Regions from separate parts of the Homo sapiens genome. Here all the other regions are linked to region 4. A link is a contact called in ENCODE Hi-C or POLR2A ChIA-PET data. All regions are on one chromosome and are shown on one strand. Each heading gives the region's core, a stretch centred on a gene start or an enhancer-like site at or near the end of the contact. The rest is flanking DNA. Distances are from core to core; before and after follow the strand shown. Region 1 holds the start of LINC00905 (long intergenic non-protein coding RNA 905). Region 2 holds the start of DNAJB1 (DnaJ heat shock protein family (Hsp40) member B1). Region 3 holds the start of ZNF333 (zinc finger protein 333). Region 4 holds the start of AKAP8 (A-kinase anchoring protein 8). Region 5 has its middle 17 kb from the start of KLF2. Region 6 holds the start of HSH2D (hematopoietic SH2 domain containing). Region 7 holds the start of KLF2-DT (KLF2 divergent transcript).

Evidence for each region. Hi-C counts contacts between places; a loop is a spot of excess contacts on that map. ChIA-PET counts read pairs that join two places held with the same protein, here RNA polymerase II (POLR2A). Pooled maps may share reads with other maps.
Region 1: a map of breast epithelium shows a loop between it and region 4 (11-fold over the local background). The contact joins the promoter of LINC00905 here to the promoter of AKAP8 in region 4. A Hi-C loop is called at or near these places in 2 of 168 maps with a recorded cell type or tissue (breast epithelium and posterior vena cava).
Region 2: a loop to region 4 is called in a pooled map, with 14 times the contacts of the local background. The contact joins the promoter of DNAJB1 here to the promoter of AKAP8 in region 4. A Hi-C loop is called at or near these places in 1 of 37 single-sample maps with no recorded cell type and 7 of 50 pooled maps. POLR2A ChIA-PET finds 5 or more read pairs at or near these places in 1 of 52 experiments (PC-9).
Region 3: a pooled map shows a loop between it and region 4 (12-fold over the local background). The contact joins the promoter of ZNF333 here to the promoter of AKAP8 in region 4. A Hi-C loop is called at or near these places in 9 of 50 pooled maps. POLR2A ChIA-PET finds 5 or more read pairs at or near these places in 3 of 52 experiments (PC-9, Panc1 and activated naive CD8-positive, alpha-beta T cell).
Region 5: a pooled map shows a loop between it and region 4 (5-fold over the local background). The contact joins the enhancer-like site here to the promoter of AKAP8 in region 4. A Hi-C loop is called at or near these places in 2 of 50 pooled maps. POLR2A ChIA-PET finds 5 or more read pairs at or near these places in 4 of 52 experiments (CD4-positive, alpha-beta T cell, GM12878, WTC11 and 1 more).
Region 6: a loop to region 4 is called in a pooled map, with 6 times the contacts of the local background. The contact joins the promoter of HSH2D here to the promoter of AKAP8 in region 4. A Hi-C loop is called at or near these places in 2 of 50 pooled maps. POLR2A ChIA-PET finds 5 or more read pairs at or near these places in 2 of 52 experiments (WTC11 and naive thymus-derived CD4-positive, alpha-beta T cell).
Region 7: a pooled map shows a loop between it and region 4 (9-fold over the local background). The contact joins the promoter of KLF2-DT here to the promoter of AKAP8 in region 4. A Hi-C loop is called at or near these places in 6 of 50 pooled maps. POLR2A ChIA-PET finds 5 or more read pairs at or near these places in 3 of 52 experiments (CD4-positive, alpha-beta T cell, H1 and naive thymus-derived CD4-positive, alpha-beta T cell).

Annotation. Positions count from the first base shown.
Region 1 is chr19:16,032,081-16,035,107 of GRCh38, reverse strand. LINC00905 (long intergenic non-protein coding RNA 905) reads right to left here and starts at 1,395. Exons shown (of 5, transcript NR_024335.2): 1 at 1,280-1,395; 2 at 96-628. It also overlaps the pseudogene SNX33P1. RefSeq lists an enhancer at 1-11.
Region 2 is chr19:14,517,141-14,520,107 of GRCh38, reverse strand. It overlaps DNAJB1 (DnaJ heat shock protein family (Hsp40) member B1), which reads left to right and starts at 1,711. Exons shown (of 3, transcript NM_006145.3): 1 at 1,711-1,969. The coding sequence starts at 1,759. RefSeq lists an enhancer at 1-417 and silencers at 1,330-1,649, 1,860-2,429.
Region 3 is chr19:14,688,374-14,691,490 of GRCh38, reverse strand. ZNF333 (zinc finger protein 333) reads right to left here and starts at 1,443. Exons shown (of 12, transcript NM_032433.4): 1 at 1,341-1,443. RefSeq lists silencers at 1,100-1,469, 1,800-1,849.
Region 4 is chr19:15,378,304-15,381,475 of GRCh38, reverse strand. It overlaps AKAP8 (A-kinase anchoring protein 8), which reads left to right and starts at 1,689. Exons shown (of 14, transcript NM_005858.4): 1 at 1,689-1,763. The coding sequence starts at 1,745. It overlaps AKAP8L (A-kinase anchoring protein 8 like), which reads left to right. Exons shown (of 14, transcript NM_014371.4): 13 at 864-959; 14 at 1,046-1,426. The coding sequence ends at 1,354. RefSeq lists silencers at 1,064-1,553, 1,894-2,443 and enhancers at 718-1,632, 1,404-1,698, 1,633-2,548.
Region 5 is chr19:16,340,395-16,343,712 of GRCh38, reverse strand. No RefSeq gene overlaps it. Among named protein-coding and RNA genes, the nearest start is that of KLF2, 17 kb to the right of the region's middle. RefSeq lists an enhancer at 903-1,132. Within about 2 kb of position 1,571, at least 21 of the 41 ENCODE cell types and tissues checked have a DNase peak (open chromatin) inside an H3K27ac peak, as active enhancers do; they include CD4-positive, alpha-beta T cell and GM12878, where a contact is called at or near this core.
Region 6 is chr19:16,141,585-16,144,934 of GRCh38, reverse strand. HSH2D (hematopoietic SH2 domain containing) reads right to left here and starts at 1,250. Exons shown (of 6, transcript NM_001382417.1): 1 at 1,161-1,250. RefSeq lists enhancers at 848-897, 908-987, 1,128-1,387, 1,468-1,627, 1,115-1,809 and 1 more.
Region 7 is chr19:16,322,924-16,326,257 of GRCh38, reverse strand. It overlaps KLF2-DT (KLF2 divergent transcript), which reads left to right and starts at 1,588. Exons shown (of 2, transcript NR_186323.1): 1 at 1,588-1,951. KLF2 (KLF transcription factor 2) reads right to left here and starts at 1,432. Exons shown (of 3, transcript NM_016270.4): 1 at 1,260-1,432; 2 at 226-1,042. The coding sequence starts at 1,334. RefSeq lists silencers at 205-294, 765-814, 845-1,094, 1,185-1,914, enhancers at 94-864, 865-1,637 and a promoter at 1,287-2,122.

The DNA of each region.
Region 1 (3,027 bases), core at 146-2,645, 650 kb before region 4:
CAGGACCTGGACCCCGTCTCGGACCTGTTAGTGCGGTCCCAGGAGCACTGGGCCAACTTCCCAGACCACCTCCACGTTCACAGAGGAGCTCTTACCAGAGTCACGGGGAGCAGGAGACTCGTGGGAGGAGGGAAGATGGAGGTGCGGCGGCTGATGGCGTTCAGGAGCGCGGGACACGAGTTCTTTGGGCGCTCTGGCTGAAATTCACCATCTCTATCCAATTCCAGTAGAGACTTGAGATCACAGATGCAGCACTGTTTACCACAACAGATATTTTTTCCAAAAAGTGACCCAGAATTCGGAACCAGCTCTTCACAAAAATGGAGTGTTGAATTGGGGATTTTTTTTTCTGGTTCAAGGATAATTTCTACGGCAGAACAAAAATTGCTATCAAAGAGCCATGGCCAACTATTCATGGTGGTACAAGGATGGTTTTGTGCTCAACTGAGGCCGGTTGAATAGAGAATTACATAGGAAATAAAGAGCGAACATGGTGATGGAGTAGAAACAGCACCACGTGTTGTAATTTTGTAGGCATCGGTACTACGGAAGTTCCTTCCTTCCTTCTCTCCTTCCTGCTGTCTGAGCCTCCTCCCAGCATTGGGCATCCCCTGGGCCTGGGTCTGTGCTGGGAGAGACACAAAGGACACCATTGGCTGCAGGCCAGGGACTGGCATGGTCAGGGGAGCCTGGTGAAGTCAGAGTGTTCCCTGAGGATCAGTCCTGGGATGACCAGGTCCAACTGACCAGGCAACCAGGGCCCCATCACCCGGGCCTTCCATGACCTGGCCCTCACTAAATGGGCCCCGATGACCAGGTCTCCACCGACCTGGTCCCCCATTGACCAATCCCCAATATCCAGGACACACTGACCAACCCTGCCGACCAAGTTTTCACTGACCAGGCCCCCGATGACCAGGTTTATTGATTGGGCTCCCTCTGACTAGGAGCCTGCTGACCAGGATGTCACTGACCAGGCCCCACTGACAGCCACCCCCCCTCACCCCTCCCCCACCTCTGCCAGGCCCCGATGGATTAGGTCCAATGATCAGGCAGCCACTGGCCAGGGCTGCACTGACCCCTACTGATCAGTCACCTGCTGACCAGGCCCCTGAAGACCAGGTTCACACTCACCAGGCACAAGGCCCCACTGACGAGGCCCCCACTCACCAAGCCCTCACTGACTCACTGACTAGGTCCCCCTGATGAGGCCCTCACTGCCTGGACCCCACTAACTAGGCCTCATCAATGAGACTTTCACTGACCAGACCCTACTTACCCAGGACCCCAATGACCAGGCCTCACTATCCAGGACCCACTGATGGCCTAGGTCTCCACTGACCAGGCCCCCACTGACTGGACCCAACTGACCAGGTCCTTAACTGACGAGATTCTGACTGGCCAGGTCCTTAACTGACGAGGTTCTGACTGGCCAGGTCCTTAACTGACGAGATTCTGACTGGCCAGGTCCTTAACTGACGAGGTTCTGACTGGCCAGGTCCTTAACTGACGAGGTTCTGACTGGCCAGGTCCTTAACTGACGAGGTTCTGACTGGCCAGGTCCTTAACTGACGAGCTTCTGACTGGCCAGGTCCTTAACTGACGAGGTTCTGACTGGCCAGGTCCTTAACTGACGAGGTTCTGACTGGCCAGGTCCTTAATGACCAGACCTTTACTGACTAGGCCCCACTACCCAGGACTCCCACTGACTTGGCCCAACTGACAAGGCCCCCACTGACCAGGTCCTCACTAACCATGTCCCTACTGACCAGGCCCCCAGTGACTGGGCCCAACTGACAAGGTTCCAACTGACCAGGTCCTTAACCGACAAGGTTCTGACTGACCAGGTCCTCAGTGACCAGACCTTTACTGACTAGGCCTCACTAACCAGGACCCCAGTGATCCAGGCCTTTACTGAATAGGCCCCACTCTCCAGGGCCTCAAAGACCAGGTCCCTACTAACCAAGTCTCTCTGAATAGACCCTTACTGACTAGACCCCACAAACCAGGACCTCAGTGACCAAGCTCCCATTGACCAGGTCCCACTGGCCAGGCCCCAGTTGATGAGGCCCCGCTAACCACATCCAACACTGACCAGGTCCCACTGAGCAGGCCCCAGCTCTCCAGGCCCCCAGTGGCCAGGTTTCACTACCTAGGCCCCACTGACCAGGCTCCTTCTAACAAGGGTCCCCTGACCAGGTCCCATTGACAAGTCCCCACTGACTAGGTCCCCACTGATGAGGCTCCAACTTACCAGGACCCCACTGACCAAACCTCCACTGACCAGGCCCCACTAGCCAGGCCCCACTGATGAGACTCCCACTGACTTGGGCCCAACTGACAAGACCCCCTCAGACCAGGTCCCACTGACCGGGCCCAAAGTGACAAGGTTCCAACTGACCAGGTCCTTAATGACCAGACCTTTAGGGACCAGGCCCCCTTACCCAAGTCCCCACTGACCAGTCCTCCAGTGACTAGGCCTCACTATCCAAGACCCACTGATGAGGCTTCCATTGCCAGGTCCCCACTGACTAGAGCTCACTGACACGGCCCCAACAGATGAGGTTCTGGCTGACCAGGCCCTGAATGACCAGACCTTTACTGACTAGGCCCCACTACCCAGGACTCCAGTGCCCAGGTCCCTACTGACCAAGTCCCACTGACTAGGCCCTCGCTGACCAGGTCCCCACTGACTGGGCCCCAACTAAGAAAATTCCAACTGACCATGTCCTTACTGAATAGACCTTTACTGACTAGGCCCCACTACCCAGGAGCCCAACGACCAGGCCCTCACTGCCAGGCTTCCACTGACCACCTTTCTATTGAACAGGCTCCAGTGGCCAGGTTTCCAATGACTAGGTCCCCATAGACCAGACCCCCAATAATCAGATCACACTGACCCAGCTTCCGCTGACCAGGCGCCCACTGACCAGGTCCTCACTGATGAGGTGCCAAGTGACTAAGTCCTTAACTCGAGGACCCATGATCAGTCCCCTCTGACCAGGCCACAGCTGACCAGGCCTCCCA
Region 2 (2,967 bases), core at 462-2,961, 860 kb after region 4:
CTCATTCCTCATTGTGCAGATGAGGAAGCTAAGGCCAGCAAAGGCCTAGTAACTAACCCAAGGTTACCCAGCCGGGAAATGCTGGAGCTGGGAATGAAGCCCAGCTGTCTGGTTCCAGAGCCAGTGTTACATGGCTCTGACCTCCCAGGCAGTTCTTCCAGGAACCTCCCCCACTTCCCTGGGCCCTTCCCAGGTGGAACCCCTTTCTGAGCCTCCTTTTCCCATCAGCTCTGTCCTTGACAGAGGCACCCCAGACTTTCAGAGCCAAACGCGATCGTGTTGCCTACAATTGAGGAAACAGAGGCCTTGAAAGGTGTGTGACACACCTATGTCCCCCCAAATTATAAAGGTAGTTGGGGAAGAAAAAGAAGCACGTGTGTAAGAACGGGGAATATTTATGAGGTTCTCACTGCGTTCCAGGCACTGGGGACCCAGTGCAGACAGGACCTGGCCCCTGCCCAGGTGGCGATGTCAGACTGGGAGGGAAGACACATTGAAAGCCAAGAGACAAGATAAATTTCAAATTTAGCGGCAAGTGATCTTGAGAGGGCAGTAAAGGGAAGAAGGCGGGACTGGGAGGACCTTGGGAGATGCGCTTCCGTCCAGATCCTCACCTTGCTTTAGGAGGTGAGAACAGAGGCAGTCTTCCGTCCCAAAATCCTTCTCCCCACGGTTGGGAGAATAGCGCTGGTGGGTTTTTTGTTCATTTTACTTTATTTTACTTATTTTATTTATTTATGAGACGGAGTCTCGCTCTGTTGCCGAGGCTGGAGTGCAACGGCCGGATCTCGGCTCACTGCAACCTCCGCCTCCCCGATTCAAGCTATTCTCAGGCCTCAATCTCCTGAGTAGCTGGGATTACAGGTTCGTGCCACCAACGCCCGGGTAATTTTTATATTTTTAGCAGAGATGGGGTTTCACCATGTTGGCCAGGCTGGTCTCGAACTCCTGACCTCAAGTGATCCGCCCGCCTCGGCCTCCCAAAATGCTGGGATTACAGGCGTGAGCCACCGCGCCCGGCCTGTTTGTTAATCTTAAATAGAAACGGAGTCTCCTTATGTTGCCTAGGCTGGTCTCCAACTCCTAGGCTCAAGAGATCCTCCTGTCTTGGCCTCAGGAAGTGATGGGATTACAGGCATGAGGCTCCGCGCCCGGCCTGATAGGTTCTCTTATTGCCATGTTGTAGATAGAAGGGGGCCCCTGGGTTAGGCAGACACAGGTTAGGTAGTTCGTCCGGCGTCACCGGGCGGGAGCCCACCGCAGGCCCCACGAGACAAGGGCGAGCAGGTTCATCGCCTCCCGGGGAAAGGACTGGGTAGTCCCAGGCCCCACCCCTTCCTGGAACAGCAAGTTCGCTGTGGGTCCCGACCTACTGACCCAGGCGGAGGGCGGGACGCAGGGTAGCTGGGGCCGCGTAGAGAGGGAAAGAAGGTCGCGATTGGCTCGTCCCGAAAGGTGGGCGGGGCCTCCTCCGACCTGTGCGCGCGCGCCGCGGGGAGGTGTTGCCGAGGGCGGAGCGGGAGGGGGCGTGGCCCCGCGCGGGCGGCCGTTGACGGCGAGGCCCCGCCCCGGATGTCGCGTGTCGCTGAAAGGGCGGCGGCGATTGGCCGGCGCCGCGGGGGCGGGCGGGGCGGAAGGTTCTGGAGGGGGCTGGCGGGCTCTGGAAGCTTCCGCCGGACGGGTATATAGAGTCCGGGACTGGTCGGCGGCGGAGCCGGGGGACGGCGACAGCGGGTCGGCGGGCCGCAGGAGGGGGTCATGGGTAAAGACTACTACCAGACGTTGGGCCTGGCCCGCGGCGCGTCGGACGAGGAGATCAAGCGGGCCTACCGCCGCCAGGCGCTGCGCTACCACCCGGACAAGAACAAGGAGCCCGGCGCCGAGGAGAAGTTCAAGGAGATCGCTGAGGCCTACGACGTGCTCAGCGACCCGCGCAAGCGCGAGATCTTCGACCGCTACGGGGAGGAAGGTGTGTGCTCGCGGCCAGGGGCGCGGCCCCGCCTTTTGACAGACAGGGAAACTGAGGCACGCTGGCCCCTCTCGGCGGCCCCCCGGGAAGGACGCCCCGGGCCGTGGGGCCGAGCTGCCCCGCCCTCCGGCCTCGCGGGCCTCCGCCCTCGGATTGGCGGCCGCGCGGTGGGAGGAGGAGCCTTGGCCCAGCCGCTCGGCCAGAAGCTTCTAGCATGTCTGGGGCTGCCCCTCCCCGGGCGCCTCCTCCCGCGGCCCCGAGCAGCCCCGGGGTGCGGTGCATGGGGGTGGGGGAGCCGGGGGTGACGACGGGGACGGCGCGGCGGAGCCCGCTGCGGACCCGGGCTCACCTGGGCTCGGCCGCCGGGGTCCGCGGGGCGGCGCCTCCGGCTCAGCTGCGGGGCGAGGGGTTGTGAATGCAGGAGCCGACCCCGTTCGTGGGCTTGGGGGCTGGGTTGGGATAATTCCCGGGAAGTGATGACCTGGCCCCGGCAGGGCACGCAGGAGGCAGCGGCCGCCCAGGTCCGGAGAGCGGGGCCGCCTCGGAGGGTAAGGAGAGCAGGGCTTTTTGTTCCTGTGCCCGTTGATGATTCAGGCTGGCTTCTGGGCTTGATCTGGAGCTGACTTTTTGTGCAAGGATGGTGGCAGTGAATGCTAATGTGTGAGGATTTAAAAACTCCCTATTTATTTTTGTTTTTTTTTTTCTTCTCTTCCTACGCACCATTAGCCCTAAAACGTTGAGAGTAAACACTTACCGAAAGCCGACCCTGGACCATGTGTCTTTAGCCATCTCTTGGTGATGTTGCCAGGAGGATGGGTCAGTCCAGGAGTGGCAGGGCCTAGGTGGCACCTGGAGGTGAACACCTAACCGCATGAGTCCTTTTCCACTGTCAGGCTACGCGGAAATACTGTTGGTAGGGGGGCGTCTCTGCTGTTGGCAGTGAGAGGTAGAAACTTGGGGTTCTTCCTTGCTCTCCCCTGACAGACAAAAAAGTTCCT
Region 3 (3,117 bases), core at 194-2,693, 690 kb after region 4:
GATTTTCCTCTGGAGTTAATTTTTTCCTGATTTCTCAGTAGACACGAGCTTTAACCCCATTATTAAAAAAGACATCCCACTTATGGCCAACTCAATTTGAATTTCCAGTATTAACAAAGTTTATATCGTCTTTTCCCTGAAGTTCCATTAGTTTTGAAGCTCTGTGATTCACATGCTTGGGGGAAGGACTGGAGCCAACTTGAAAAGATCTGAATAACAGTCTTAGGTTTTCTTGATAATAATATTTGTGAAATAACTGAGAAACGGCTTTTCTTAACCTAACAGTGAGAAACTTGATGCCCACAGCAGAAGTAAAAGTCGTCTCAAACATAGAAAATAAAGAAAAACAAAAACAAAAAAAATTAAGAACTCCTCCTTTTGTTGTTGTTTTTGTTTTTGAGATGGAGTCTTGCTCTGTCACCCAGGCTGGAGTGCAGTGGCACAATCTCAGCTCACTGCAACCTCCGCCTCTGGGGTTCAAGCGATTCTCCTGCCTCAGCCTCCCGAGTAGTTGGGATTACAGGCGCCCACCACTACGCTCGGCTAATTTGTGTATTTTTAGTAAAGACAGGGTTTCACCATGTTGGCCAGGCTGGTCTCAAACTCCTGACCTCAGGTGATCCACCCGCCTCGGCCTCCCAAAGTGCTGGGATTATAGGAGTGAGCCACCAAGCCTGGCCAAAAGCTTTCTTATGAGAAAGAAAAAAAAGAAGAAAGAAAAAGTTATGGAAAAGGAAGAGATGCAAAGCCAAGCTAACAGATATTAAGCTAAAAGACTTCAAATTGTCAGTCTCCAAAAGAAATCTCTCGTCATCTAATTCATTCCTTAATGGAGGATGCATTCAATTTTTTAAGTAAATTTGGCCAATCAATTAAACCAGTTTGCACATGTGGACCCAGACCTCACTTTCCAGTTGCAAAGCTAGATAATATTAAGTATCATATCAAATAAAACGTGAATTACTAATTCGCAGTTATCTTGCATACTGTAGGCAAGGTAGGGCCGTCTTTATGCACTTTCCCTAAAAATTGGGAAGGACAGGTGAGAGCTGGGGCCGGTGTCACCACATTTCTGAGCTGTGGGACCTGGACTGTTTGGGATTTCCCTTTTGACAGGATGACAGCCCTGTCTGCCCGGACGGGGGGTACCTGAGAGCGAGAGACCGGGCGGCGGGCGCCCAGATGCGAGGCCCTGACTGTGTGGGCCTCACGCCGGCCACCGGCTGATCGCAGGGAGGAAACCCCTCACACAGGCGGAGCTGTTCTAGGCCCTCCAGTCCCTCCCCGCGCCAGCCGAGCCCTCCCCGCCCTCCCCGCCCTCCCGAGGGGCCGGGCCACACCTGCAAGCCAGCCGGAGACACTCCCACCGTGCCGTGCCGCACCGCGCCGCGCCGCGCAGCACAGCTCAGCCGCCGTCGGCCGCCGCCGCGCGCACTTCCGCTTCCGGTCTCGGGGCCGCCGGGAACGGAAGTGGCTGTGGCTCAGGCTGTTGTGGCCAGGGTAGCCTTAGGCGGCGGCAGAGAAACTAACGTCTTCTTTAGCCTCCAAGGAGAAATTCTAGTATTCTTACCCGGGGGATGAGGTTAGGCTCTGGAGTGGGGTCCCACAGAGCATGGAGGGTGGTGCTGGGGGCGGAGCCTATGTCCGAGAGACAGGGATAGGGGTGGGGCTTAGGTCCCGGGGCAAAAGTGGGGCGGGGCCTGTGCGCGGGGGCGGGGTGGAGTGTGGCTTGCCCTCCGATGGCTGATGGGCGGGGCTTGCACCCCAATGGCGGAGTGGGCGGGGCCTTGGTTTGCAGGGTGGTAGTAGGGGCGGGTCGTGCGCCTCAGGGGCAAAAATGGGGCGGGGCTTGTGCTTGGGGTGGGAATGGGAGCTGAACTTGCATTCGGAAGGCGGGATGAGGGGACCTGGGCTTCAAGGGTTGAGAGGGGCACACCCGACCCCTCCCCGGGTCTCTTTAGGGATGCTCAATATTTAACTTACCCTTTTCTCCTTCCTTTTCCCCAACCCCTTCCACCTTTATCCATGGGCTTAATCCAATCCCCTACAAAAATATACCCATACTTAAGATTGTTTTTGTATATTTTTATACGGCTGACCCTTAGGCAACGGGAGTTGGGGCGCCACCCTGTGCAGTGGAAAATTCACTTCTTTTGACTCCCCCAAAACCTACCTACTAATAGACTACTGTTAACCAGAAGCTTTACCAATAACATAAAGTTAGTTAACACATATTTTGTATATTATATGCCATATTCTTAAAATAAACTAAGCTCAGAGAAAAGAAAGTGTTATTAAGAAAATCATGAAGAAGAGAAAATATATTTACTCTTCGTTACGTGGAAGTGATCGTAAAGATCATAAATAAACGTCTTCATCGTCAGCTTCACCCTGAGTAGGCTGAGGAAAGGGAGGGGTTTGTCTTGCTGTCCCAAGGAGGACAAAGGTAGAAAAAAATCTACCTATAAGGGGATAGCCACAGTTCAAACCCTTGGTGTTCACGGGTCAACTAACTGTCTTTATTCTAAAAATAGGACGATGTATTTTTGTTTCTTCTACAGCTTGCCCTTCTCACTAAAAATAAGATGTGTGAATCTAAGACATAGATCTGACTTTTTAAAAACTATTTATTATGTAGTATACATAGTACATACCTATGGGAAAAGTTCAAACGGGAGGCTCACTCTATTCCTAAATTTTCCTCCCCTGAAACAACCACTGTCACTAGTTCCCTGGTATTCTTTATATATCAAGCACATGTGCAGTCATGCACCACATAACAAGGTTTTGGTCAACCACGAAACACATACACAGTTGTGATCCCATAAGGTTATAATGGAGCTGAAAATTTCTTATCACCTAGTGATGTTGTAACTGTCACAATGTTGCAGTGCAACACATTACTCACATTTAAAAAGGTTTTAAAAATATGAAAAGACCGGGCGCGGTGGCTTACGCCTGCAATCCCAAGACTTTGGAGGCCGACGCTGGTGGATCACTTGAGGTCAGGAGTTCGAGACCAGCCTGGCCAACATGATGAAACCCCCAGTCTCTACTAGTAATACAAAAATTAGCTGGGCATGGTGGCATGCGCCTGTAATCCCAGCTATTCGGGAG
Region 4 (3,172 bases), core at 440-2,939:
GCCTGTACTCCCACCATGAGATGGCCCAGCATATTGATGGAAATCCTTCCAGACAAAATGGCTCTGGCATGCTCTGCAGACAGTACTATATTATACACCTTTCTTATGCCAGTGCAGAGATGAGCCCGATTTGAAGGGCTGCATGATGTTCTTTTGAATGTACGATTTATTTAACCTCTTCTGCACTGAGGAACGTTTAGGTGTTTTCCCATTTTTCACCACTACAATCAGTGTGCACGCATGTTTCCAGTTCTTAAATTTAGGATACGTTCTGGGAAGGGATTAATGAGACAGATTTTTACTTTTCATACATTGTGTCAAACTGCTTTCCAAAAAATACGGAAACAGTTGATCCTCCCACCAGCAGAGAAGACTCTCTTCACCCTTGCATGACTGGGAATAATTCTTCATTCTTGGAATTCTGTGGGTTAAAAAAGACGTTTCATTAAATATCTGTTCCTGTTTTTATATCTTCCCCGTTGGCCCCAAAGTGCTCCTTGCCTATTAGCCTAGTTGGCACCTTGTTACAGGTTGCACCCACCTTTGGCTCTTAGTTTCTTAATTGTTCACTGCTTATAGCTTTTTTGTAAGCAAATCAGATTTCTGTAATACAGCCGTAAAGTTAGAGATATATAGATCTGTATTTTTATTTACCTACAGTAAGTGTGGTGTGGAAGGAGAGGGAATTTGAACAAAGATCAGATAGGTTGTGGTTCCATGCTTGTGGAGTGGCCCTCCGTTGGTGGGGCTGGAAGTGCGTGGGTGCAGGGGCGGGGTGGGGTCCCTCTAAGCTGGCAGGGTCGGGGCAGCAACTTGTAGGGCACTCAGAGCAGCCTCTCCAGCTCCTTCTGCCCTGCCCGCAGCTCATGATGGAGCAGTCCAAGAAGTCCTCCCTCATGGTGGCCCGCAGTATTCTCAACAACAAGCTCATCAGCAAGAAGCTGGAGCGCTACCTGAAGGTGAGGCACTGGTCCGGGCCTGCCCTGTCCCCAGCTTAGTCCCCGCCTGTGCTCCCTCCCTTCAGTGTCCGCGCCCCTCCCCACAGGGCGAGAACCCTTTCACCGACAGCCCCGAGGAGGAGAAGGAGCAGGAGGAGGCTGAGGGCGGTGCCCTGGACGAGGGGGCGCAGGGCGAAGCGGCAGGGATCTCGGAGGGCGCAGAGGGCGTGCCGGCGCAGCCTCCCGTGCCCCCAGAGCCAGCCCCCGGGGCCGTGTCGCCGCCACCGCCGCCGCCCCCAGAGGAGGAGGAGGAGGGCGCCGTGCCCTTGCTGGGAGGGGCGCTGCAACGCCAGATCCGCGGCATCCCGGGCCTCGACGTGGAGGACGACGAGGAGGGCGGCGGGGGCGCCCCGTGACCCGAGCTCGGGGCGGGCGGAGCCCGCGTGGCCGAAGCTGGAAACCAAACCTAATAAAGTTTTCCCATCCCACCTCCGGGTTTCTCTGTTACTGTGCCGCGCGGGCGGGGCGGGGTGGGCAGAGGGGCGGGGTGCGCATGCGCGCGGGCCGGGCCGTCGGGCACCGCGGTGGGACCACAACTCCCATTAGGCCACGGAGCTGGATCGTAGCAGCCCGAAAGGCCAGCTGGGACGGCGAGGGCGGGCCCTCGTGAAGACCAGCCAATGGGGGCGCGCGGAAGTAGTGACGTGTGCGCCTGGTCTTCCAGTAGTCGATGGCGGAGGTGCGCTGAACGCATGCGTGCTGTGGTCGCCTAGTAAACGGGGCTGCTGGTGGGCCGCGTCGAAGACATGGACCAGGGCTACGGAGGTTTGTGTTGGCTGCTGGGTGCGGAGCGGGGAGGGAAGGCTCTGTGCGGGCGACGCAGCCGCTGCGCAGACTGCCGCCGGCCGGGCCTTCGTCCCGAGCGTGGTTGCCCCAGCTGGGCCCTCCGGAGAGGCGGCCAGGGCGCGCGCGCGCCGCTCATTGGGCTTTGGCGCCGTCGCTCCCGGGGCTCTGCGTGCGGATTGGCCGCCAGGCCCCGAGGAGGCGGGCGGGACTCGGGGTTGGGGCAGACGCCGCGGTGGGCTTCGTGGGGGCGTCTTAGACAGTGTGGGCCGTTTTTGCCCCTCACCTTCGGCGGAGTCCTTCCGGCCCCCAGCGACCCCGGGGTTTGCACTCCCGGCTTCCTCTTCCGAAGACGCCACAAAATGGCGGCGCTAGGGGGGCGGAGCTACAGCGTGGGGTTGTGAGGTCGGACCCGGGGAGCTGGGTCTGGGGCCGCGGGCGGACCGCGGGGGCCGCCTCTCTCCCGACCTGCCCTAGGCCCGCGGGGCCGTGTAGGGTCTCCGCTGGGCTCACGTGGCCCAGGGCGCCTGTCCCGGAAGCCGTCGGGCTGCGCGGGGTCGGGCCTTTAGTCCCCGGTGCAGCGCGGTGGGGCCGAGTGCTGCCGGCGCGAGAGTCAGCCTCGCCGGGCTCCAGCTCTGTACCCGGCGCGTGCTGGCTTGGGACAGGATGGTGAGGGGCAGATGCTGAGTGTTCGTATAAAGCTGGAAACCTGATGTGCCCTGGGGCTGGTGACATTGGCAGTTCTCCTTTAGGCAGTCTGTTGTGGTGGCCTGGAGGGGCCGAGGGGCTGTGCAGGAGGGAACGTGTCCTTTCCCCACTAGGATTTAGCGCTTGGCCTGCAGTAGGGCCGATCTTCTCGAGCTGCCTGCTCCCTGCTTCTGGAATCAGAGCCTTTTGGGAGCAAAGTTTGCCCACAGGGGATAGTTGGGACATGCTGGGTGGAGCTCGACTGGTTGTAGAGAAGCTAGTGGTCTGATCCTGGCTGCAGGAGCTCGAGAAGTTGTCGATCTTGAGAAGTGGCAGGGCAAAAGTATCCCAGCACCAGAAATTGCAGAGAGAGGTTTCGGTCCTGAGGCGGCAGCGTGCGCGGTGTGCTTTGGTGTCTTCCGGGTCCTAGCGAAGGCTCAGCCTGGCTCTCCTGGTCTTCCGCAGCCTGGGTAGATTTCACCATTCTTTCCCTTCTTTCCCATCAGATCTTTTCTGCAGGTATTGTATTCCTTCTTTTCATTCTTAGTTTGGAGAGGTTTTTTTTACCCCCTCTTCCTACCTGCCGAAAACCTTTCAGACACACTGGAGATAGTTAAGCTTCCCTGATTTCTTGTGTTTCCGGGAGCGTTTTAAGGTTAATAGTGCGTGCCACTTACACTAGAGCTTCACAGAGAAGCAGTCTC
Region 5 (3,318 bases), core at 322-2,821, 960 kb before region 4:
GTGCAGGCTGGTCACAAACTCCTGAGCTCAAGGGATCCTCCCAAAGTGTTGGGGTTACAGGTGTGAGCCACCATTCCTGGCCTAAATTTATTTTTAATTTATAGAAATTTTTATTCTTTTTTTATTTTTTTAGAGACAGGTTGTCACTATGTTGCCCGGGCTGGATTCAAACTCCTAGGCTCAAGCAATCCTCCCGCCTCGGCCTCTGGAGTAACTGGGCCTACAGGTGCATGCCACTGCATCCAGCTCCACTTTAACCACTTTTTTTTTAAAAAAACCACTTTCAAGTGCGTGGTTCAGCAGTGTTAAATATATTCACACCATTCTGCAACAGATCTCTAGAACTTTCTCATTTTGTGAAATTGACACTCTGTACCCATTGAGCAATTCCCCATAACCCCACTTCCGCCTCCTAGCCAGTGGTACTGGTTTTTGTTATTATTCATTCAGATGGGTATTATTCTTATTATTTTAGATGGAGTCTCACTGTGTCACCTGGGCTGTAGTGCAGTGGCACGATCTCAGCTCATGTAACCTCCGCCTCCCGGGTTCAAGCAATTCTCCTGCCTCAGCCTCCCGAGCAGCTGGGATTACAGGTGCCCGCCACTAAGCCCAGCTAATTTTTTTGTATTTTTAGTAGAGATGGGCTTTCACTATGTTGGCCAGGCTGGTCTCGAACTCCTGACCTTGTGATTTGCCCGCTTCGGCCTCCCAAAGTGCTGGGATTCCAGGCTTCAGCCACCGCACCCGGCCCAGATGAGTATTATTAAAGCTATGGTTACTGTCCAGGGATTGCTTTGAGCTTTTAGAGCAGGGCCTGTATATTCTAGCTCCACTACCCAAGAACCGACTGAGGGGCAGTTCTGTCTGTATTAACTAAGCTACTACATTATTCCTCATTATAGGAATGGAATCTCATTGTAAAGGAAACCGGTGTGGTGGAGGGGAAGTCCCAGCCCTGCGTCTCCATTCCGTGCCATTGTACGAAGGTCATGGGAGAGAAGGGGGCTCGAGTGTCCTGGGTGCCTTCTATGGACCAAGCACTTTCTCGACCACCATTCAGATGGTCACATCCAAGACCAAGATGTTCACTTGAATTCAGAGGCTTGGCCAGGGGACTTTCCATTTGACAGGGACAGATGCCATTGCCTCTCTGTGGCACTGCCTGGCTGCATCACGAGCTTGTCTCTGCTTCAACAGTGGTTATTTTTATAGCTGACAATGAGACTTACTGGAAATGGTTTGGCACTCATGCGTAGAAAGCGCCTGTATTTAAATTTGAGGAGTCGGAGTGCCTGGGCCCTGGAAGATGGGTGGTTCTTCAGGCCCTTGGCCAAGACCTTTAAGCCATAGAGCAGATCCCTTCCAGCCCAGGAAAAATTCCAGGGATTCTCAGCCTTTCTGAGGACTGGTTCTCTCAGAGCATCTGTTTGAAGCCTTGGAACTGTCATCCTTTCTCTTGTCTGAGGGCCCTCCAGCCCTCACGGCTCACCCCAGTCCATTCATGTTACGCAGCAGAGCTCTTGTCAGCTTGTAAAACTGAAACTCTGCCCCCACTAAATACTCATTCCCCATTTCCTCCTCCCCCAGCCCCTCGCACCCACCATTCTACTTCCTGTCTCTATGAATCTGATGCATGGACTCATACAGTATTTCTCTTTTTGTGTCTGGCGTATTTCACTTAGGATAGTTCCTGTTGGAGCATGTATGTGTCAGAATCTTTCTCTTTTTCTTTTCTTTTCTTTTCTTTTTTTTTTGAATTGTAGTCTTGCACTGCTGCCCAGGCTGGAGTGTAATGGCGTGATCTCGGCTCACTGCAACCTCCGCCTCCTGGGTTCAAACAATTCTCCTGCCTCAGCCTCCCGAGTAGCTGGGATTACAGGCACGCACCGCCACGCCCAGCTAATTTTTGTATTTTTAGTATAGACTGGGTTTCACCATGTTGGCCAGGCTAGTTTCGAACTCCTGACCTCATGATCCGCCCGCCTCGGCCTCCCAAAGTGTTGGGATTACAAGCGTGAGCCACCGCGCCCGGCCCTATAATCTCTTTCTTTTTAAAAACTGAATACTATTCCATTGTCTGGATAGATGGATAGACCACATTTTGTTTATCCATTCATTCATCAGTGGATACTCGGTCCAAACTTTATGTTATATTGACAAAATAACTGTATTAAAAATAGTAATGTGGCTGCGCATGGTGGCTCATGCCTGTAATCCCAGCATTTTAAGAGGCCAAGGTGGGTGGATCACTTGAGGTCAGGCATTTGAGACCCTTCTGGCCAACACAGTGAAACCCGTCTCTACTAAAAATACAAAAATTAGCTGGGAGTGGTGGCGGGCGCCGGTAATTCCAGCTGCTGGGGAGGCCGAGGCAGGAGAATCACCTGAACCTGGGAGGCGGAGGTTGCAGTTAGCCGAGATTGCACCACTGCACTCCAGCGTGGGCGACAGAGCAAGACTCCGTCTGAAAAAAAAAGTAACGTTTTACAACAGAAGCAACTTATTCTCAATTGCTTTTTTTACACCTTAAAATTGAGCTGAAATTCACATAACATAAAACTAACCATGAAGTGTACACGGTAGTGGCATTTCGTGCATTCACAATGTTGTGCAACCATCACCTCTGTCTAATTCCAGAACATTTGCATCCCCCAAGAGGAGACCCTGTCCCCATCAGCAGCCACTCCCCATTCCCCTCCCCCAGCCCCTGGCAGCCACTCATCTGCTTCCTGTCTCTCTGGATTTGCCTGTTCTGGGCATTTTGTATCAGTGGAATCTCACACTATGTGGGCTTTCGCGTCTGGCTTCTCTCACTCAGAATGTTTTGGGGGCTCATCCACATTGTAGCATGGATCAGTGCTTCATTCCTTTTCATGGCTGAATAATATTCCATTGTATGTATGGATCACAGTTTTCTTATTCATTCTCTAATGGACACTTGGGTTGTTTCTACTTTTTGGCTGTTATGAATAGTGCTTTGATGAACATCCCAATTGTTTTTTGAGACAGTCTCACTCTGTCGCCCAGCAGGTTGGAGTGCAGTGGAGCAATATTAGCTCACTGCAGCCTCTGCCTCCCGGGTTCAAGTGATCCCCCTGCCTCAGCCTCCCGAGTAGCTGGGATTACAGGTGCACTCCACCATGCCTGGCTAATTTTTGTTGGCCAGGCTGGTCTGGAAGTCCTGGGCTCAAGTGATCTGCCCGCCTCGGCTTCCCAGAGTGCTGGGATTACAGGCATAAGCCACTCACTGCTCTGGGCCCCCAGTTTCTTTAAGCAAGCAAACAATAATAAAAGTTAATTGCCAAAACTTTTCCT
Region 6 (3,350 bases), core at 1-2,500, 760 kb before region 4:
AGATCACGAGGTCAGGAGATTGAGACCATCCTGGCTAACATGGTGAAACCCCGTCTCTACTAAAAATACGAAAAATTAGCTGGGTGTGGTGGCGGGCGCCTGTAGTCTCAGCTACTTGGGAGGCTGAGGCAGGAGAATGGCGTGAACTCGGGAGGCAGAGCTTGCAGTGAGCTGAGATCGAGCCACTGCACTCCAGCCTGGGCGACAGAGCAAGACTCCGTCTCAAAAAAAAAAAAAAAAAAAAAAAAGAGCCTAGAATTCGACCCAGATGGCCTGGGTTCAAACCCTAGCTCGCCCACTTAGCCGCTGTGTGACCTCAGATAAGTCACTTAATGGCTCTCTGTCCCTGTATTTCTGTCTTTAATTTGGGAATAATGATATTTACCTAGGAAAGTTTAGCTAGCACTGTGTATATATAGAGATATATATACAATATTCATGAATCCAGTTGTGACCTATCATGGGGTAATGTTTACAGGCTTATTCTTTTTTTTTACTTGGAAGAGCTCCTATTTATCCTTCAAAACCCAGTAAAAATGTCCCCTCCTCCAGGCAGCTTTCCTGCATCTCCCCCCAGACAACACCCTGGCACCCCTCTCTGTCCCCAACGTTCCCCCCTGTTCCTCTCTCTGGTCCAGCCATGACTCCATGGAGCTAGAGTGTCTTTATCTTGCTCTGTCTCCACCAGCCTGAGGGCCTCCTAGGGATCAGGGCTTAGGGCTAGGTTCCTGTGTTGTTGTTTTTTTCTGTGTCCTGGTGCTGGCCTGGCACAGAGGAGGGTGCAAGGGTCTTTGCTGGTGAACAGCTATCTAGTGATGAAAGACCGCATGCTCAAATTCAAGCTCCTGACCCTGGCCTGGGAGCCTCCTCTACTTCCCCGCTACCCACATTCTAGACCTAAAGACATCCTTGCTCTCTCTCTCTTGCCTCTCCATACCTTTGCTCATGCTGTTGTCTTGCCAAGACCCCCTTTTCCCTAACTCCAGCTCCATTTTCCATTTGTGGTCACCACAAATACCCCCTCCTCCACGAAGCTCTCCCCCATGCCCCTAGAAAATCCCTCCTGCCACCCCAGGCCCCACTAGCCCTGTCCCTCCTTCTGGCCTAGCCCAGCCCCCACGTTCTGTCTCCTCGAGGGCTGAGGCTCTTGGGTCACATACCTGGGAGACCCTTGGATGGCCGAGGCCCTCGCTGTAGCTGTGCCAGTGCCTGCAGGAGCCTGGGTTTCGATTCAAGGTCTGCACGTCAATGGGGCGGGGCTGGCTGCCCCGAGGCAGTTCCTGTTTCCTCAAGCAGGTGAGCCCTGGGGGCGGAACAAGGACAGCTCAAGTCACCCTGTCTGCAGTCCAACAAAGCATCTGGTGCCACAGGTGCAGAGACAGCTTGCTCCTGTCTTGCCCCCAGCAAGTTGTTATTGAGCACCTACTGTGTGCCTGCTGTTTGGAGGACACAGGGGTGACACGGAGACAGGTGCAGGCCCCCTGACTCCTGGCATCTATAATCTATCAAGCAGTGAAGAGGAGTGAGACATCATTACAAAGGGAGAACGGGGAACGGGTGCGGTGGCTCACACCTGCAATCCCAGCACTTTGACAGGCTGAGGCAGGCGGATCACTTGAGGTCAGGAGTTTGAGACCAGCCTGGCAAACATGGCAAAACCCCGTCTCTATTAAAATACGAAAATCAGCCGGGTGTGGCGGCGCACGCCTGTAATCCCAGCTACTCAGGAGGCTGAGGCACAAGAATTGCTTGAACCCGGGAGGCGGAGGTTGCAGTGAGCAGAGATCGCACCATTGCACTCCAGCCTGGGCAACGGAGTGAGACTCCTTCTCAAAACAAAAACAAAAGCAACAAAGGGGGAACAGAAACTGGGCGCGGTGGCTCACGCCTGTAATCCCAGCACTTTGGGAGGCCGAGGCGGGTGGATCATTTGAGGCCAGGAGTTTGAGACCAGGCTGGCCAACATGGTAAAACCCTGTCTCTACTAAAAATACAAAAATTAGGCGTGGTGGCGGGTGCCTGTAATCCCAGCTACTCAGGAGGCTGATGCAAGAGAATCGCTTGGACCAGGGACGCAGAGGCTGCAGTGAGCCGAGATCACGCCACTGCACTTTAGCCTGGATGACAGAGGGAAATTCTGTCCCCCGCAAAACAAACAAACAAAAAAACACCAGCTGGGTGCGGTGGCTCATGCCTGTAATCCCAGCACTTTGGGAGGCCAAGGTGGGCAGATCATTTGAGGTCAGGAGTTCGCGACCAGCCTGACCAACATGGAGAAATCCCGTCTCTACTAAAACTGCAAAATTAGCCCGGCGTGGTGACACATGCCTGTAATCCCAGCTATTTGGGAGGCTGAGGCAGGAGAATCGCTTGAACCCGGGAGGTGGAGGTTGCGGTTTGCTGAGATCTCACCACTGCACTCCAGCCTGGGCAGCGAGAGTGTAACTCCGTCTCAAACAAAACAAAACCAACGAAAACCAAACAAAACAAAACAAAAAAACAAAAAACCCCAAACAAACAAAAAAATCCAAAGGGGAAACAGGAAGTGGGAACAGCAGTTGCACAAACCCACAGAGGTGACCTAACTGACGTGAAGGAAGGGGCATTTGAGGGTGAGAAGGAATCATCTTGATTTGGGGAGTGCGTAGTGCAGAAAGAGTATATTTTTTTGTAGAGATGGGGTCTTGCTATATTGCCCAGGCTGGGGGAGGGAAGAGCAGGCACAAAGGCCTTGAAACTGAATTGAGCCTGGACAGGCTGGGGTCTCATGGCACGCATAGGTCCACACCAGGACTTCCTCCATTATAAAATATTTTAAAATATTTTTATTAATTGACTAACCTATTTTAGAGACAGAGTTTCACTCTGTCACTCAGGCTGGAGTGCAGTGGTATGATCATAGCTCACTGCAGTCTTGAACTGCTGGACTCAAGTGATCCTCCTGCCTCAGGCTCCCAAGTAGCTGGGACTACAGGCACACACCACCACACCTGACTAATTAAAAAAATATTTTTTTTGGAGATGGGATCTTGCTGTGTTGCCCAGGCTGGTCTCAAACTCCTGGGGCTCAAGCGATCCGCCCACCTTGGTTCAAGTGACTCTCCTGCCTCAGCCTCCTGAGTAGCTGGGATTAGAGGTGCCCACCAACACGCCTGGCTAATGTTTGTATTTTTAGTAGAGACAAGGTTTCACTATGTTGGCCAGGCTGGTCTCAAACTCCTGACCTCAGGTGATCCACCCGCCTCAGCCTCCCAAAGTGCTGGGATTACAGGTGTGGGCCGCCGTGCCAGCTTAAAATTCTATTTTACAACTGTGTTGGCATTAAGACCGATGTGGTCCAGGCTGGATTC
Region 7 (3,334 bases), core at 339-2,838, 940 kb before region 4:
CCCAACCTCTCGGATCACACTTCCTTAGGGAGTGTTCCTGTGTGCCCCCCCAACCAACCTCCCGAGCCACGCCTCCTGGGGAGTCCTAAGCGTGCACCACCTGCCAGATCCCCCTGAGCCACGCCCCAAGGGAGGTCCTAAATTCATTTTCTGGCGCGCGCTGGGAATCCGACCTCTCCTCCCGCGTCCCCCCGCCTGCGCTCCTGGCTCGTGCGTGCCGCCCACCTGTGTGCGTGCGCAGATGCGCCTTCAGATGCGAACTCTTGGTGTAGGTCTTGCCGCAGCCCGCGTAGCTGCAGGTGTGAGTGGCGGTGCGTTTGCGGGGCCAAGAGCGGCGGCCGCGCTTTGGCTTGGCCTCCAGCAGCTCCAGCGGGGACGCAGGCGGCGTGAGGAGACCGCGGGCGGCGGGGGGCGCCAGGCCCAGGGCTGCCGCGGCGGCGGCCGCGTCGTCGAAGAGACCGAAGGCTGGGGGCGCAGGCGGCGCGTAATGCAGGCCGGGCCCGGGCGCGCCGAAACCAGGGCCACCGAAAGGCGGCGGGAAGGAGGCGCGCGGACCGGGCGCGGGCAGGCGCGCGGGGCCGTCGGGGCTGAGCGGCGGTGTGTCGGGCGGCGGCGGGGGGCGGCCCCCGGGACCTCGCATGCACGAAGCCGCCGGGCCCGGGGCGCCCTCGCGCTTGAGGCCGCGCGGTCCACGGGTCAGCCCGGGGGCGCAGCCGTAGCCGCCGCCGCCGTCCGCTTCAGGGGGCTCGGCCTTGACCAGGCGGCCGGGCGGCGCCAGCAGAAAGCGGCCGTGCAGTGCGGGCCCCAGCGGCGCATCCAGCTCGGGTCGCAGCAGCTCAGACACCAGGCCACCCGCGGGGGCGCTGTAGGGCGGGGGCGCGCCGGGTTCGGGGTAATAGAACGCAGGCGGCGGGGGCGGCGGCGGCGGCTCCGGGGCGGCCTCGGCGCCCAGGCCATCCAGCCCCATGGACAGGATGAAGTCCAGCACGCTGTTGAGGTCGTCGTCGGTGCCGCCGGACTCGGGTTCGGCGCGCGGCCAGCGCTGCGGGCGACAGGGCAATGGGCGTGAGCGGGCGGCGGGGCTCGGGGGGCGCTGCTTGCCTTTTACCACCCTAAGTCCGCGATCCCCGTGGCCCGCATCCTCCTCTCCTGAGTCTGCAGTCCCCGCCTTCGCGTCCTGTCACCCCGCAGCCCACGTTCTACTACCCCGAGCCCGCCGCCCACGGTCCCGGCCGCCCCGCCGTCCCCGCCGCCCTCACCTCCTGCAGGCCGCGCTCGCGGCACGGGCTGGCGAAAGTGGAGAAGGACGGCAGGATGGGTTCACTCAGCGCCATGGCCGGGACCCGGGGAGAAAGGACGCGGACGGGGACACCGGTGAGTGGCTGCCCGAGGCCGGGCTGGTCGGGGCGCGGGCGGGCGGGGACGGCTCTGTGGGCCGCGGCCGGGCCCGCCCAAGCCTTATAGGCGCGGCGCGCGCGGGGGCCGGGCCAAAGCGGCGGCGGCGGAAACGCGTCCCGGATGGGGACGAGCTCCGGGCGCAGCCTAAATTTAGCCGCGGTATATAAGCCGGCGGGCGGCAGCGGCCGTGGCCACTGCGGCGGCCTGGGCCTTGCGCTGACAGCCCGGCCCCTCGCGCGCCGCCAGGGCCGCGCCTCCCCCTCTCCCGGGCCCCGCCCCCGCCCGTCTCCCCGGCGACGTTGTCAACACGCGCTCCACAACAGCGGCGTGACGCTCAGGGATCCCCCGGGCGCCCCGGGCTCCCGCCTGCGCGAGCATCCCGGGGACCTGGAGCGGGGGCGGTGTCGGGGCCTCTCAGAGACTCTCAGGGGAGCACCGGGCTTGGCGGTCTCCCCGGATCCCTTGACGGAAGGGGAGATTGGCTCCAGCCTCAGAGAGGGCTGCAGAACCCTGGATGGATGGGAAGTCTGGAGTCTCCAGGATTCATGGATGGGTGAGGCTGGGCCCCTCATCTGTTGTGGGACCACCCAGAGGGACCCACCGTGTGCACATCACCCTGTAAAAAAAAACACCTTGTGTAGACCTGGTGCAGTGGGTCACATCTGTAATCCCACCGCTTTGGGAGGCTGAGACAGGAGGATCACTCGAGGCCAGGAGTTCAAGACCAGCCTGGGCAACACAGTGGCCCCCATCTCTTAAAAAATAAAAAAAATTAGCTGGGTGTAGTGGGAGGCTGAGGTGGGAGGATCGCTTGAGCCCAGGAGGTCGAGGCTGCAGTGAGATACAATCACACCACTACACTCCAGCCTGGGTGACAGAGGAGACTGTCTCAAAAAAACAAACAAAACAAAACTTTTGTGTGGTAACATCAAGACACATTAAATCTTTGACATTTGAGACACCCACCCCCTCCTCCCCAACCTCAATAAGCCCGTCAAGTGCAGGGAAACTGAGGCAGAGGTGGCTGGGAGAAGTTGGAGTTGCGGCAGGCACAGGCAGGCTGGGTTCCTTTACTGACTTCCATAAATGAATTAAGTAACTCAGAGGACGGTGATGACAGTCATTCCCCCAATACAGCTCCAGCATCGGGGGCATCAGAGGACAATGCTGCCCAATGGGTCCCTTCAATGCTCCACCTCTGTCCCCCACACCATATCCCTGCTGGCCAGGGACTGTCACTCCTGTTACAACTGTCTGCCAGCCCTGGGTAGGCACTGGGGACACAGTAACCAAGAGATAGACAAGATCCCTGCCCTAGGGGACCTCCACTTTAGTGAAGGAGGGAAGGATAGAGGTTTATTCATTTGAGTTTTTTTGAGACAGGGTCTCCCTCTGTTGCCCAGTCTGGAGTGTAGTAGTGCAATCACAGCTCACTGCAGCCTCGAACTCCTGCGCTCAAGAGATCCTCCTGCCTTAGCCTCCCAAGTAGCTGGGATTACAAGGTGCACACCACCATGCCTGGCTAAATTTTTTTTTTTGTATTTTTTTGTAGAGACGGGGTCTCACTATGTTGCCCAGGCTGGTCTTGAAGTCCTGGGCTCAGGCGATCCACCCGCCTCGGCCTCCCAAAGTGCTGGGATTACAGGTGTGAGCCATTGCGCCTGGCCTTACTGATAGGGGTTTAAAAAGAAAAATGGAGCAGTAGAAGGGACTAGAAAGTGAGTGTGAGATGAGGGAGTGGGAAGGAGAAAATGGGGAAATTCTGAATCTCACCCAGGGGGTGAAATGTGAGCTAATGTGAAAAAGTCATTGGGGACCATGTGGGTATGGGAGGAAGAGCATCCCAAGGAGGAACTTGGAGCCAGGTGGTGAGGGATGCAGGCAGCTCCTGCCCTGGAAGCTTGGACTCTCAGCCTCTGCAGAAATGCACTCTGCA